Regions from separate parts of the Homo sapiens genome. Here region 1 is linked to region 2. Evidence: chromatin loops called from intact Hi-C (ENCODE). Cell type or tissue: dorsolateral prefrontal cortex. All regions are shown on one strand.

The links. Hi-C counts contacts between places; a loop is a spot of excess contacts. Peaks named below come from ENCODE experiments on the same cell type or tissue, not always from the same donor. Only the 100,000 strongest peaks of a DNase experiment are listed, where the experiment ranks them.
Region 1: it touches region 2 in a loop (9-fold over the local background); 6 of 110 quality-filtered maps call a loop at or near these places.

The regions. Positions count from the first base shown.
Region 1 is chrX:45,131,848-45,136,847 of GRCh38, reverse strand. No RefSeq gene overlaps it. Among named protein-coding and RNA genes, the nearest start is that of DIPK2B, 67 kb to the left of the region's middle. In dorsolateral prefrontal cortex, no CTCF peak of the experiment used is centred here; a DNase peak (open chromatin) is centred at 2,457; H3K4me3 peaks cover 1,109 bases; H3K27ac peaks cover 2,605 bases.
Region 2 is chrX:45,184,027-45,189,026 of GRCh38, reverse strand. All of the region lies in intron 2 of DIPK2B (divergent protein kinase domain 2B), which reads left to right. Among named protein-coding and RNA genes, the nearest start is that of DIPK2B, 14 kb to the left of the region's middle. In dorsolateral prefrontal cortex, CTCF peaks have their summits at 1,733 and 1,937 (motif pointing right); DNase peaks (open chromatin) are centred at 1,566 and 1,906; H3K4me3 peaks cover 1,789 bases; H3K27ac peaks cover 5,000 bases; H3K27me3 peaks cover 1,488 bases.

The sequences.
Region 1 (5,000 bases), 52 kb after region 2:
TATATATATTAATAAATATATATATAAATATGTACATATATGTAAATATATATAAATATATATAAATATATAAATATATAAATATATATAAATATATATAAATATATAAATATATATAAATATATATAAATATATATAAATATATATAAATATATAAATAAATATATAAATATATAAATATATATAAAAATATATAAATATATATATAAATATATATAAATATATAAATATATATAAATATATATATCAATATATATATAAATATATATAAATATATATAAAAATATATATATAAATATATGTAAATATATATATAAATATATATAAAATATATATATAAATATATATAAATATATATAAAAATATATATATATAAATATATGTAAATATATATAAATATATATAAAAATATATATATAAATATATATATATATAGAGAGAGAGAGAGAAAGAGAACAGACAAGGTATTGCTTTGTTGACTGGTCTGGTCTCGTACTTCTGGACTCACATGATCCTCCCGCTGCAACCTCCCAAAGTTCTGGGATTACAGACATGAGCCACCGCACCCAGCCAAAAAATATTTTTTGTTTATTATATATTAATAATATTAATGTGTTTATTATATAAAAATGTCAACATGGTCTAAGAAAACAATGAAAATCATCCAGGTGTATTGCTTTTATTACGAAAAAAATAAAGACATTTTTGAAGCATGGGAATTTCTCCATGGTGAGAAAAAAGCAGCCATACCCGCGACAGTTTGGCCAATGAAGACTTGACCAAGGCCTTAGCCTTGACATTGAGACAGACTTCATCTAAGGCAGCAACATTACTATTTTTTCAAACTGAGATAAAACCTGATAGAATTGTTGTGCATGCCTTCATAATGGCCAAATATGAAAAAAAAAGTCTGAACCAGTTTTGACATTTATTTTCAAGTCCCAGGAACTAAAAAAAAACTCAACAACACAAAGTTTCAGAAAAATTTCAGAAACTGGGTAACTAACAATGAAAGCTGGAAAAAATGATTTTCACATTGATCATTCGTTTTGTTTTACTTGCTTCAGTCTTAAATCTGCAGCTTGCTTTTCCTGGATTTCCATTTGATAGTATGCTGCTTCTTAGAGTCATGACTTATGTATTATTAGTCCATTTTCACTCTGCTGATAAAGACATACCTGAGACTGGGTAATTTATAAAGAAAAAGAGGTTTAATGGACTTACAGTTCCACGTGGCTGGAGAGGCCTCACAATCACGGCTGAAGGCAAAAGGCATGTCTTACATGGTGGCAGACAAGAGAATGAGAGCCAAATGAAAGGGGAAACGCCTTATAAAATCATCAGATCTCATGAGATTTATTCACTACCATGAGAACAGTATGGGGGAAACTGCCCCCATGATTCAATTATCTCCCACCAGGTCCCTCCCACAACACTTGGAAATTATGGGAGCTACAATTCAAGATGAAATTTGAGTGGAGACACAGCCTAACCATATCAACTTGTATGGGGAACTAGAGTTTATATCACCTTCGCGTATTCATAGAAAGGGAGGAGGGGGCAAGACTGATATATATAAAGTAATTTTTGTTTAGGTTGCATATGGACAATTTTTGCTTACTGTTCTATTAAGAGTAATTGTCCACACAGATGTCCACAATAGAGCTTTTCATGGATAGATGCATGAAAAATACATGTTGAATGCATGAAATGGGAGAGAAGGAGGAAAAAACAGAGGGAGAGAGAAATCCGACTTGCCATCACACCATCAGGACCAACAGGAGGAATCAAACAGAAGCAGGGACAACTCTAGGCTGAATGAAAGGGAACAAATGATGTCTGCTCATTGAACATGTAGCTCACTGTAGACGGAGCAACCAAGCAACATAACAGTGTTAGTGGGAGCTAGGAATGTGGCAGGATAGAGGAAAGGGGAGGGGAGAAAAATCGAGAGCTGTGTTCACAATAATTTCTTCCTCATCTATGGTTTAGAAAATCAGAAGAGCCAAGTCCTCTGAGAATAGGACACTGCACCCAATACAGAACTCAGCTGTGGTTTTGGGAGATATTCTGGCCCTTCATTAAAGCAATCTCAGCCTCCGACTAATTTCTTTGTCTTTTTTTAAGTTGCCATTTTTCCTCCCTGTTTGGCAGCAAATCTGTGGGATTAATGCCCACTCTGTTGTGCTCTGGAAACTGTTTCAGCCAGCTCTGTGATGCTCCTGAAGCAGCTGCCAGAAAGTTAAGAGGCCGAAATGCGGTTGGCAAAAGCTCCTGTAATTTTTACAAAATTATCTGTCTTCCCAGAAAGACTGTCTGATAACCGTTTCTGGTGGCTGAGGAGCCTGTGGCCTGTTAGAGCCAATCCTGCCACAAGATCAAGTCAAGCCGACCTCCCACCAACCTTGGGTGAACTCTGCAACAGGCCCCAGCAGGAAGCGGCCAAGCAAGGCCTCTGAGCCCAGAACACTGGCTCCATTCACAGGAGCGCCACGCTACAGCTGCCTGTCTCCCCACTGCAGAGGATAAGCCTGCATGGCAGATCCTGCTAGCCTTGTTTTGTGCTTTGTTGGGTTTATTGATGGCTTAATTTCCCACTTCCTACTCCTGTTCTTTCTTTTCTTCTCCTTTTAATTGAGGTATAAATTAGACACCATAACAGGTGTACTTCTTCAGTATATAGTCTGATGAATTTTTCATACACACACACGTACATATACATATATATACACACACACATATATACACACATGCACACACACATAATTAAGATATAGAACATTTCCATTCCTCAAGAAATGTCTTCCATGCAACTTCCCAATCAATACTGTGTCCCCTCTCATCTCCAACAGAGGTAACAGTAATTCTGGATTCTCGTGCTACGGATTAGTTTTGCCTGTTCTTGAACTTCACATAAATGGAATCATACAGTATGTACTCGTTTGGATCTAGCTTCTTTCACTTAGCATGTTTTTGAGGTTTATCCTCAAAACAAAGTATCTGTACTTTGTTCCTTTTTCTTGCTGAGTAGAATTCTGTCGTATGGAGATATCAGATATTGCTTATCTATTCAGCCATTCCAGAACATTTGGGTTGTTCCCAGTTTAGACCTATTATTGATCAATCAACAGACAAATGGATAAAGAAAATGTGGTACATATATACACAACAGAGTACTATTCAGCCATCAAAAAGAATGAGATCCTGTCATCTGCAACAACATGGGAGGAACTGGAGGTCATTATGCTAGGTCAAATAAGCCAGGCACAGAAAGACAAACATCGCATGTTCTCACTTAGTTGTGGGATCTAAAAATTAAAACAATTGAACTCGTGGAGACAGAGAGTAGAAGGATGGTTACCAGAGGTGGAGAAGGGTAGTGGTTTGGGGAGGGGAAGTGAGGATGTTTAATGGGTACAAAATACAGTTAGAATGAGAAAGACCTACTATTGATAACACAGCAGGGTAGCTATAGTCAACAATAATTTACTGTACATTTTAAAATAACTAAAAGCAAACTTGGATTGTTTGTAACACAAAGAAAAGATAAATGCTTGAGGTGATGGGTACCCCATTTACCCTGATGTGATTATTATGCATTGTATGCCTGTATCAAAATATCTCATGAACTCCACAAATATATACATCTACCCACGAAAATTAAAAATAAAAAAATGTTTAAAGAATTTAAAAAATGAGCTGTTACAAATGTTCTTGTAAAGGTCTTTGTGTGACTTATGCACACCGCTGTTTTACTGACGAATCCATTTCTCCAGGGGGAAAACCATGGCAGTTAAGTCTGAGTCCATCAAGAGCAACAGAACACTGGGGGCATGGTCTCATGTCCAGAGGTCCAGCTCATAGATAAATTTAGAGTGTCAAAGAAGCTGTCCTGATTTGTCCCAATCAAGTAAGCTGTCCAGTTCTTCTAACAGTCGAAAGGCATCTGGGTCTTGTGGCGGTAAAACGCGATGGCAATGGGAGCTGTGATTGGGCTCAAATTTTTAATTTTTAATTAAAATTTTGTGCTTGGCTGAGTTTCTTCAGCCTGTAGCCTGACAAGTCTAGTGTCAATGACTTGGACACCATGGGTGGAGTTTCAACCAACCTAATATAGTTTGGATATTTGTCCCCTCCAAATCTCGAAATTTGATGACTAGTGTTAGGGGTAGGGCCTGGTGGGAGGTGTTTGGGTCATAGGGGTGGATCCCTCAGGAAAGCCTTGGTACCATCCTTGTGGTAATGAATGAATTCTCACTCTATTAGTTCTCATAAGAGCTGGTTGTTAAAAAGAGCCTGGCACCTCCTCCCTTCTTCTCTCACTTCTTCCTCCCTCTCTTTTGCCATGTGATTCTCGTTCCCCTTAACCTTCCACCATGAGTGGAAGCTTCCTGAGGCCCTCACCAGATACAGATGCTGGTGCCATGCTTCTTGTACAGCCTACGGAACTGTGAGCCAAATAGACCTCTTTCCTTTCTAAATTACCCAGCCTCAGGCATTCCTTTATAACAACACAAAGGGACTAAGACAGAACGTCTTCATGGATGACCCTGTCTTATCCATTTGTCTCTTAGCTGTCCTATGGCACTCAAGAAGGGATCATTAATGATGGGTATGGAATAAAAACTACCGATTACTCCCCATGCCATGGAGACCAAGGAGATTGATTTAGTCTCCTTTGCAGAATTTCTGATGCTAAAGAGGGTACCCTGCATTCACTATAATTCCTGGATATTCAGCCTGCCCCCTATTTCTAGTCCCTAACAGTAATTTCACCTAACCTCTCATAGCAGATTTGTTGAGTATTTACTGTGTGCCAGGAACCATTCTGACTTTTGTTTATTTGCTTGTTTGTTTTTTGCCTGTATTTACTCCCCACATAAGCCCTTGAAGGTAAATATTATATTTTTTTCATGGGTGAGGAAACTGAGGCTTAGAGAAGGTATATATCTTAGTCTGCTCAGGCTGCTATAACAAAATATCATAGACTGGCTGACTTA
Region 2 (5,000 bases):
TAGCCAAAAGGTAGAAACAACCCAAATGTTGTTCGTCAACCAATGAATGGATAAACAAAATATATTCTATCCATACAGTGGAATATTATTCAGCCATAAAAAGGAATTAAGTGCTGATACATACTACAACATAGGTAAACCTTGAAAACATTGTGCTCAGTGAAAAAAAAAGCCAAACACAAAAAGACACATATGATTCAATTTATAGGCAATGTCCAGAATAGGCAAATCCATAGAGACAGAGAGGAAATCAGTGGTTGCCAAGGGCTGAGGGGAGGGGAGAATTGGGAGTGACTGTTTAATGGGTACAGGATTTCTTTCTGGAGTGATGAAATGATTCTGGAATTAGATAGTGGTGATGGTTGCACAGTCTTCTGAATGTATGAAAAGCCACTGAATTGTATAATTTAAAATGGTTTAAATGGTTAATTTTATGTTATATGAATTTTACTTCAATTTTAAAAAGAATAAGCCATAGAAACAACTTCCCCTATTCTGTGACCCATTCACTTAGAGCCTTGTGATGGGCAGCTAATGTCATAATTTAATTTGTGCCGGGAAGTTAACAGCTAATGGCATTTCACTGTTAGCCCTCTAAGAAGCCATTTGCATGTAAAGCCAATATTGCGATGCTTTCACTAGTTCATGCATGACTATCTCAGCTCTTCCTAATATATTCTTGCATTCTTCCCCTACTAAACCCAGATGTGGCCCCAGAATTCTTCTCAATAGTGTTCTAAGTTAGCAGCCTCTGTCTTTGATCTCAGCTGGAATAAGAGATGAAACCTCTGAGTGATCATTCATCCCAGATTTGGCCAAACAGCTCCACCCCGTTTTTCTGATAACCCATCAGACATGAGTCCTAATTTCTTGTTTGGAAATCATGATCTTTCTGTATTTATATGGGAGTTTCAAGAGCCAACTGGGGAGCTATTATAGGATGCGTGGTTGGGAGATTTGCCTCATTCTTCAACTCACACCAAATGGCCCAGTGTCGGCTCAGCCTACCTGTCAGGCCAGTATCCTGGGATTCTCTCTGTGTGTGACTGAAGTGGCTTTTCTCTGATTTCCTCAAGAGCCGTTTTCCAACTGGGATCTAAGCCAGAGCCTTCAATTGTGCATATCTGCTTGTGTGTGTTGCTGTGTGTTTAGGGGAAGAAAAAGATGCCACAAGGAGCTCACGGGCTCTTTTCAGAGAACTGACAAGGCAGAGATGAGAGGAGAAAAAAAATCAAAGAAATAAAAGTAAACGAAAGGGAGGAGGGATCTGGCCGGTTCAGGGGCCTCAGAACTTTGACTGTCAGCCCTGCTTATGAATAAATAAAGTCAAGTTGGATGAAAAGCCCCAGCAGTCATCATCAGAGGCTGAGCCAGGGAGTCCCGGGCTCCCCTCCTGCAGGGCCAAATGCAGCTTTGTATTTAAGGACACTGCATCTTGAGCCACAGTGCAGTACAGCTACGGCAGGGCTGCTAAGGAAGACGACAGGACCAAGAATTAGGAAGAAAGTGAAACGATGCAGTGTGTGTGTGTGTGTGTGTGTGTGTGTGTGTGTGTGTGCGCGCGCGCGCCCTCGAGCATGTGTAGCACTTATGCTAATAACATCGTGACTTTTCTCCTCTAAAAGCTGCATTGTTCTGATGGGAATATCCCACAGCCTAAATTACTAGCCCACAAACAGAAACACAGCCAAGAACACTGCTCAGAGTTTATGATAAGGTGCTTGTTCACAAAACCACAAAGAAGGCTTCCTCTGCTTTTATGCCAAGGGCAAAGAGGCAACCACCCTAGGCAGCTGGAGGCTAATCAGGGGAAAACACATATCCTCCACTGTGTCCCGCTCCCATCCCCTCAACTACGATCCGATCTGACATTGTTCTAAGCAGTGTGTTCCTCCAAACGGGAATACACTAGATGGCCGCAGAGCCTTTCCCCCCACTAGATGGCAGTACAGAGTGTTCAGTCAGCTTTGTTTAAACGAGGATGATTGGCTATTTTACTTCCTATGTTTCCATTATTTTTTAAAATGCATAGAATAAGGGAAATCAGCAAATTAACCAAAATGCATGTTCATTATATAATCTAAATGTGGGTTCCGATGAACTAGTAAACAAGTGAAATTCACTTTTGTTTAAATGTAACTCAAAAATATGTAAGGGATGGTTATAGGACCTGTGCTAGGCGCTAGGAGGGCATAAGGGTATCAAGACAAGGTCTTTGCACTCTGGGAGATGACACCCCAGTGAGGGAGATAGACCATATTCGATTCGTTCTGATACAAGACACCCTGTGATAAAGTGTTTTAATGAAAATGAAAATTTTATGTTGGATTCACAGCTGGTTTTCAGACTGTAAATATTTTAATGCCTCACAGGCTACTAGGTCAAGGATGCTTCAAAAAATTTCCATTTGCTTGTTTGTTTGTTTGTTTTAACAAAGAACATGACTATATTGGTGCTGAAAAAGAAAAAATAGGCTGACTGGTGGCTGTATTATTTTCACACACATCTAACATTGGAGTCAAAGATGAAATGACTATTAGTGGAAAAGGAAATTTAAGCAGCTAAGAATGCCTCCACAGTATCACACAAGGCAATATTCCCTGGATATCAGCGCACATCCTCTGGCTGAATGGTCTTGGAGGAACAGAGCCCCTTCAGAGGTACATCAACACTGAAATCATGAGACCCCGTTCCTGTGACCCTTGGGAGGTATTCAGAGTGCTGTGTTTGTTGCCCGTGGGAGTTTGGGGAACCAACTGGACAGACATTATGGAATAGATAAGTCCCCTCTCAGCCCATTTTCTCCTTCCAGTCATGGAATTGGAAATGTTCAGAGTTGAAACAACTAAGATTTTGAATCATCTAATTTATTTAAGATTACAACCATGAAAACTTTGCTATCTCAACATTTGTGGCAAAGAGGTTACTTGGAATGGGTCAGAGACTAACCTGCTCATTTCCAAATTCCATTGTGTCACAGTCTCATAGAAAAGGGACTAATAATCACCCACTGTGCCCACTCAAATTACCCCTAAATTATTCTTGATGGAGCTCACGAATGAAAATGAGACAGTCGGCCGGGCGCGGTGGCTCACGCCTGTAATCCCAGCACTTTGGGAGGCCGAGGCGGGCGGATCACGAGGTCAGGAGATCGAGACCATCCTGGCTAACATGGTGAAACTCTGTCTCTACTAAAAATACAAAAAATTAGCCAGGCGTGGTGGCAGGCACCTGTAGTCTCAGCTACTCGGGAGGCTGAGGCAGGAGAATGGTGTGAACCCAGGAGGCGGAGGTTGCAGTGAGCCGAGACTGCGCCACTGCACTCCAGCCTGGGCAACAGAGCGAGACTCCATCTCAAAAAAAAAAAAAAAAAGAAAAGAAAAGAAAGAAAATGAGACAGTGAAAGGCTTCCCCAGTCCTGACACAGACAAGTTGAGAAAGAAAAAGGAGGCAAGAGAAGACTAGGGGAAAGATAGACATGAGACAAGTCACCAGTGGCTCCTTCCAGATGATGCTCAAATACAGAATACAGGCCGCCCCCAGCCAAAACGTAACCGAAGCCTGAATAATCATCAGAACAAACAATACAAAGCAAGCTTTGCTTTTACAGGGCTTTAAGCTTTCCCTAAACTTAGATGTTACCAATCAAGCCCCTTTTTTAAAAAATCAAGGCATCCTTTGTTCTATACAATTCTTCCTTTGATATCTCATTACCTCTATCCTGATGTACTCAGAAAAAAATGCTTTTGCCGTTAAGTGTGACTTGGCCCAGAGGCCTCTGGATTGGCTGTCCCTCTATGCATGTCCACATGCTATGAAGGAATCAAAGGTTAAACTATATAATATATAGTATTTATCTATAAAGAAAGTCACTTGGAAGACATCAGTTAATATAGTGATTGTGTTCTAACACAATATTTGTGGCCTAATAAGCAGAACTTAACCACTATATCAATTGATTGTGCTACCGTGATTGTGTTCTGTGTATTAAGCCACAAAACCCCTCAATACATTTTTTAAAGTAGAAATATTAAAGATCATTTTATCTAATCAAAAGAGAATCACATCAGACATTAACTATAATAGGAAAAAAAAATACCAAAGCAGAAATGTAAAAACATTATCTTTTGAGCCACAGAGCAAATAATTGAAATTGTAATAATATCAGGATAATAACAATGATGAAAACTCTATATTTCCCCAAACTATGATTTAGCCTTTGCCAAATCACTGCTCAGAGGAAAATTGAAAATCAATCCAGGGTTCTGTTAGGCTGCTGTTGACACAAGTTCGGTCATTAATGTGGAGAAATAATACAAAAAGATATTAAAAACGCATATTAATTTGTTCCTAACTCAAGGCCACTTATGGCAGTAATAATTTTTACAATTGTGTTAGCGCTTCTCTCTTAGGATTATCAAGAGGTCTGTGGAAGGCATAATTTATAAACCTTTTGTGTGGGTTAAGCAGGGAATAAATATATTTATTCCTGGTTTATATATGAGAGCAAACCACAGAGCAATATATCAATTTGTTAAAGATCAAAATCTATTTCTACTTACTGAATTACACATATGTCATAGATTCTTGGGGTTGAAATAAATTTGAAAGCTCAGCAATTTGAACTCTAACATATTTGCATCCTTTCTGTAAGGCAAAGGGTCATCTACCGTATCATACAGTGACAGGAAACTCACTACCTTCAGCTTATGCCTTCTTTGGACAGAACAGATACTTGGAAAGTTCATCCCAAATCTGTCTTCTTGTAGCTCTCACTTATGTAAAGTATTTCTACGCCCTGGAATCATACAGATTATACATGACATATGCCCTCCCATACACGCAGCTCCTAAATCCTGGCTTCCCCATTGTAAACATCCCCAGTTCTCTTTTTCATCTCGGCATTCCTCTCATATTGAAGCTTCTTAAATGTTATGTCAACTGAAACCCCTTCTGTAGCTAGATTTTAGTTCACAAGGACAGAACCTTTTGTTTATCCT